2 separate regions of the Homo sapiens genome follow, and region 1 is linked to region 2. A link is a loop called in an ENCODE intact Hi-C map of the cell type or tissue named here. Cell type or tissue: CD4-positive, alpha-beta T cell. All regions are shown on one strand.

Region 1 (2,500 bases), 1.5 Mb after region 2:
GGGGACAGAGTTCAGCCCATAACAATATTATTCCCCAATTCCATCATCGACTTACACTGAAGTCAGAGCAAAAAAGATCAGTCTCAAATTGCAGTGTGTGGGATTTCAGCTAGATGTAAGAAAGGTTCAGGCACTCCCAAATGGAGACCCTGGGAGTGGGATCTCAAATGGGAGAGGGGAAGGAGGGTAAAGATGAAAGCAGGCATCCTAGAAAACATAATACATTTCCAATTAGTTGATACCCTTTCTAAAAGGAGGAGGCTAAGCCAGATGATTTCTGGATCCCAACATTAATTTATTCAATCAATCACTCATTTAGCAGACATTCACTGAGCCTCACCACGCAGCAGGCACAGGAATCCAGAAGCAAGTCCTTGAAGGTTCTTGCCCTTTAGAGAACTTGTACTTATTGGTAAACCCTGGGTAGGATGGGAGGAGGGCAGGGGCAGCCAAAAGAAGAAGGGTGAAGAATGCTCTGAGGCGTGAACATTAATGAAAACACAGACCCCAAGCCCAGTGGTCAGCCCAGGCTTGTACATTTCTTTCCTGGCACTTAGCAGTGTTTCCTGGCACTCAGCAGTGCCCACACCCAGAGTAGAACCCTCTGTTTTTTTTTTTTTTGTTTTTTTTGTTTTTTTTTTTTGAGACAGTCTCGCTCTGTCATCCAGGCTGGAGTGCAGTGGCATGATCTTGGCTCACTGCAACCTCCGCCTCCCAGGTTCAAGTGATTCTCCTGCCTCAGCCTCCCGAGTAGCTGGGACTACAGGTGCGCACCACTACACCCCGCTATTTTTTTTTCTATTTTTTTTTTTTGGTATTTTTACTAGAGACAGGGTTACGCCATGTTGGCCAGGCTGGTCTAGAACTCCTGACCTCAGGTGATCTGCCCGCCTCGGCCTCCCAGAGTGCTGGGATTACAGGCATGAGCCACCACACCCCACCAGACCCTCTATTTGATAATAGGTTGCATAAAGCGTAACCTCAAGTTTCAGACATCCTGAAAGACCTCGAACCTTGGGCCAGCCCAAGAAAGCTGGAGACATTTCTCACCCCCATACGGGGACAGGCAGGTGGGAGGAGGGTGTGGCTGGCAGCCCAGTGGAGTCACCATAGCCACAAACCATGAGGTTTGGGATCAAGTGGGCCCTAACCCTGATCCCACTGCAGCTGCAGGAGACAGGCAGGCGTTCCCTGTTCTCACATCAGACACTTCTGGGGCCTTCCACTGAGGATCGGTCACACCCTCCCTGGGGAGCCCACTGGAGGCCCCTGGGAACTGCTCAGGAGTGTGTGGCTACTGCCAGCAGAGGCCGGGCTGCCAGGGCTGGCTGCTTCCCTCTAGAAGGAGCCGGAAGCTTCCATCTAGAAGGTGAGCCTGCCATCTAGCGTCCCAGTCTGGGCCGCGCAGGGACAAAGGAGCTTTCCCTGCACTGTCGTGTTGGTCACATTCAGCCCCACGGCATATTTAACTGCTGCCCACCTTCTCCCCACCATCGTGAGGTGAGAGCAAACCACCCTCGTTTCAGGGTGAATTTGATTTTTAGAAACAGCTGAAAGTCGTTCTAAGCCAAATGGTTATTGGTGGGAATTCAAAGAGTTTCCCCTGTGGCTTACAACTGTCTAAAGGCAGGTGACTATTTTCAAGTATTTATATATATATATATATATATATATATATATATATATATATATTACATATAATAATATCTATTATATTATATATTAATTATTAACTCTAATATATATATTAGAGTTTCGGGAGCAATTAAAAGTCTCATTGTTTTCATGCCAACAGTGTATACCATGGAACTCAATGTTTTCATACAGAACTTAAAGTACATCTTCCTCTTAGAAATGAGTGTAAGTGCTATCTTTTCCATGCAGACCTAACTTCTACAGGAGAGGAAGAATGGTCTGATTTATTCGGCTGCTGAGGGGAGAGTTATCCACACTGAGCCGGGGATGGAGCCTGGGATAGAGTTAATAATCGAGATATATATAAATAAAATATATCCTGGACCTTCGGAGTTAAGCATTTAATCCAGCAATTGGGCCCTGCCTTTGGGACTGTTTGTCCCAGGGCTTTTTGGGGAAGACTTAGATCTAGGAAAGGGCTAATGGAGGGACATGGAACAGGAGATCAGCTCTGTCCCTGCTCCTCAAAGAAGGGCAACTGCAGGAGGTATGCAGCCCAGTGCCCAAGCCAAGGGTGGCAAAGGACGTGGAGCTCATCTGAGGATACAGGGAAAAGCACCAGAAAGTCAAAGCCACAGTCCCAGATATTTGTTTCTGGTGTGAGTGGCTGAATGCTGCTGCTTCCCTGGAGAAGAGCAGAAATCCAGGGCCCCAGAATGAGCCTGACCGGGGTAGGGTAAGGGGGTGGACAAAGGGAGCCCTCCCCAAACTAATGATGATCTCTGGAGATCAGGCCTCAGTTCCTGAGCAGCCTTGAGTTCCCTGTGTCCTGGGAAGGCCTTGCTGCTACTCCTAGAGCCCCTTT
Region 2 (2,500 bases):
AAAAACAAAACAAAACATAGGAGCAGTGGAAGAGTAAATGATGCAAAATGATGCAAACTTTTCCCTTTGTTAAGCAAACTTCACAATTCTCTGTGCAGCTCTCAGATTTGTATCTGAATGAAGGTGCACTTGAAAAGTATAAACAAATACAGATAATCTGGTATTATATGAGTAAATACAAATTTGAGTACAAAAGACATAAATAATTTTGGAGTTAAGTGCAAGAATCAGGAGAAGCAACTTTTGGGTGCTTTGTGGGGATGGCAGGTGGGTTGACATACCATGTTTTTTAAGCCAATACATTTCAAAATGTTGACCAAAGACCATTTTAATTATAAAATTAGAATAGTGTTTATTCCCTGCCCCCTTAGGTTTTGTATCTTGTTAGCAGTGAACCTGGAATGTTTATAGTACTGTTGCAAACAACGGTTTCTTCCACAGTTAGTGTTCCTTCCTCTCTATGAGCCTGCTTTTCCTGTCCCAGTATCAACCAGGCCCTTGCCTCTTGCCTAGTCGAATGCCACTTACGCATCAGGTCTTGTGTTTGGTCCTGTGGCAGTTTTTTTCTTTAGTTTCCTTAGTGGTACCATTAAATACTTTATGGTATGGCAACAACTTTATGTTGGTATCAGATACAGGTAGAGAAAAAAGATAAAAGAGGGATTTTGAAAGAGAAAAGCAGAATGCGGGGAGAGAGGGAAGAGAGAGAGAGAGTGAGATGCTTACTGTGGAAGGTAAGGGGAAACAATTTCTGCTTACGCCATTCTTTGTTGAAATTTCTTCTACCTCAGTAGAGGTACTTAATCTACAAATAGGAAACAAACTTTCCATCTTTTTTGTCCTTCAGTTTGTTGATTTGCTTTTCCCCATGATGGCATTTGAAGGTACCATTGAGTTTGTCATCTCTGTGAAGTTTGGAACCCCAAAATCCAAATTAAAGCTCTGCTTTTTAGTTGGTAATTCGGGTCTGTCCATTTTAGGTTTATTTTGTGGTTGGAAAGTGTTCTTTTCATCCACTGTGGTATGGGGCACCAAAAGAGAAGTAGCCAAGATAATTCTGTTCTTTTGAAAGACTGCTCTGTAGCTAAGATTTGATAGGATGTCCATCCTGGAGTATACTTAGATCCTCTGGTTGGTAGACTTTTTATTTTCTCCCAGGCTTGGTGTGGATCCTCTGTGTGATAACTGTACCACTACTAGAGTTGTTCTCTGTGGAAAATGATCATCTTTTTTGAAACATAACAAACTTAAAAAAACAAAAACAAAACGCTGGTAATTGAAGAATTGCTTCTAACTTGTCCTCCACCAGATGGTGCTAGTGTTACGTATCTAAAGGTAAACTCCTTTGGTATTGAAGTAAGGAGGTTGTGTATTTTCTTTCTCTTTTTCTGCCTCACCATATTTTGCCCTTAGTACTTTTTCATACATGCTACTTTCCTGGCATACTGCTGCATCACTTCACATATTTTATATTGTAGATAGTGAGCTGGTTATGCCTTAGTGATCATGAAGGATAACTTGGGAGGCCAAGTAAAATTCAAGAGGGCAAGGACCAAGTGAAATTTAAGGATGTATAATTTGTATTTTCTTATAAGATTTTTTTAATCATTCATTTGCTTCTTAAATGGCCTGTGTGTAAAAGTTGAGAACTTATTCTTGACTTTTCTGCTTAGCTATCTTTCTTTTATGTTATCATAATGATGTCATAAAATGTCATTGCTTGAGATCTTCTACAAACAAATGATGTATTTACCAAGATTTAAGTTCACAATAACTTTAAAAGAAAGCTTGGTAAATTAAAAAAAAAAAGTTGGCCATTATCTGATATGATTCCCTGACCAATTAATAATTGTTCTTACATTTTTAAACCTTTTCTGATTACATATGAGTATTACATGGTTATTGCAGAAAAACTTAAACAAGAATACAATTAAAGTAATAATACATGTTTAAATACTATTAACATTATATTACATAAGCCTGCTTTTTCTTTACCCAGTTTTAACTTAATAATTTATCATAAATATTTTACATGAGATAAAAATATTTTACAATAATAATTCTTAATGAAAGCTTAATTAAATGAACACTGTAATGATAGGCATTTTTTTCCACTTTGTTTCAGTCACAGTTGTGCTATCATAAATAGTGCAGTTTAATTTTTTTGAATTTTTACATTTCATTTGCATGTATTGCTAAAAATATAATAGCTAGTTCAGAGAGAATGTACATTTTTGTGATTTTTGATCTGATTTTCAATTTACCATCCAAAGAGTTCTGCAGTTTGAAAGTCTTTGACGGGACATGATTCTGCTTGTTTCCGTATGTCCTCTTAATCACTAGATTACCTAATTTATTTTATTTTTTTTTTTTTTTGAGTTGAAGTTTCATTCTTGTTGCCCAGGATGGAGTGCAGTGGCGCGATCTTGGCTCACTACAACCTTCACCTTCCAGATTCAAACGATTCTGCCTCAGCCTCCTGAGTAGCTGGGATTACAGG

The links. A loop is a pair of places that touch in the nucleus more often than their neighbours do. Peaks named below come from ENCODE experiments on the same cell type or tissue, not always from the same donor. Only the 100,000 strongest peaks of a DNase experiment are listed, where the experiment ranks them.
Region 1: a loop joins it to region 2, with 5 times the contacts of the local background. A loop is called at or near these places in 3 of 110 quality-filtered maps.

The regions. Positions count from the first base shown.
Region 1 is chr2:44,043,245-44,045,744 of GRCh38, reverse strand. No RefSeq gene overlaps it. Among named protein-coding and RNA genes, the nearest start is that of LRPPRC, 49 kb to the right of the region's middle. RefSeq lists an enhancer at 1,442-1,491. In CD4-positive, alpha-beta T cell, CTCF peaks have their summits at 1,183 and 1,387; a DNase peak (open chromatin) is centred at 1,374; H3K27me3 peaks cover 220 bases.
Region 2 is chr2:45,493,688-45,496,187 of GRCh38, reverse strand. All of the region lies in intron 14 of SRBD1 (S1 RNA binding domain 1), which reads left to right. Among named protein-coding and RNA genes, the nearest start is that of SRBD1, 120 kb to the left of the region's middle. In CD4-positive, alpha-beta T cell, CTCF peaks have their summits at 1,080 and 1,327 (motif pointing right); a DNase peak (open chromatin) is centred at 1,317.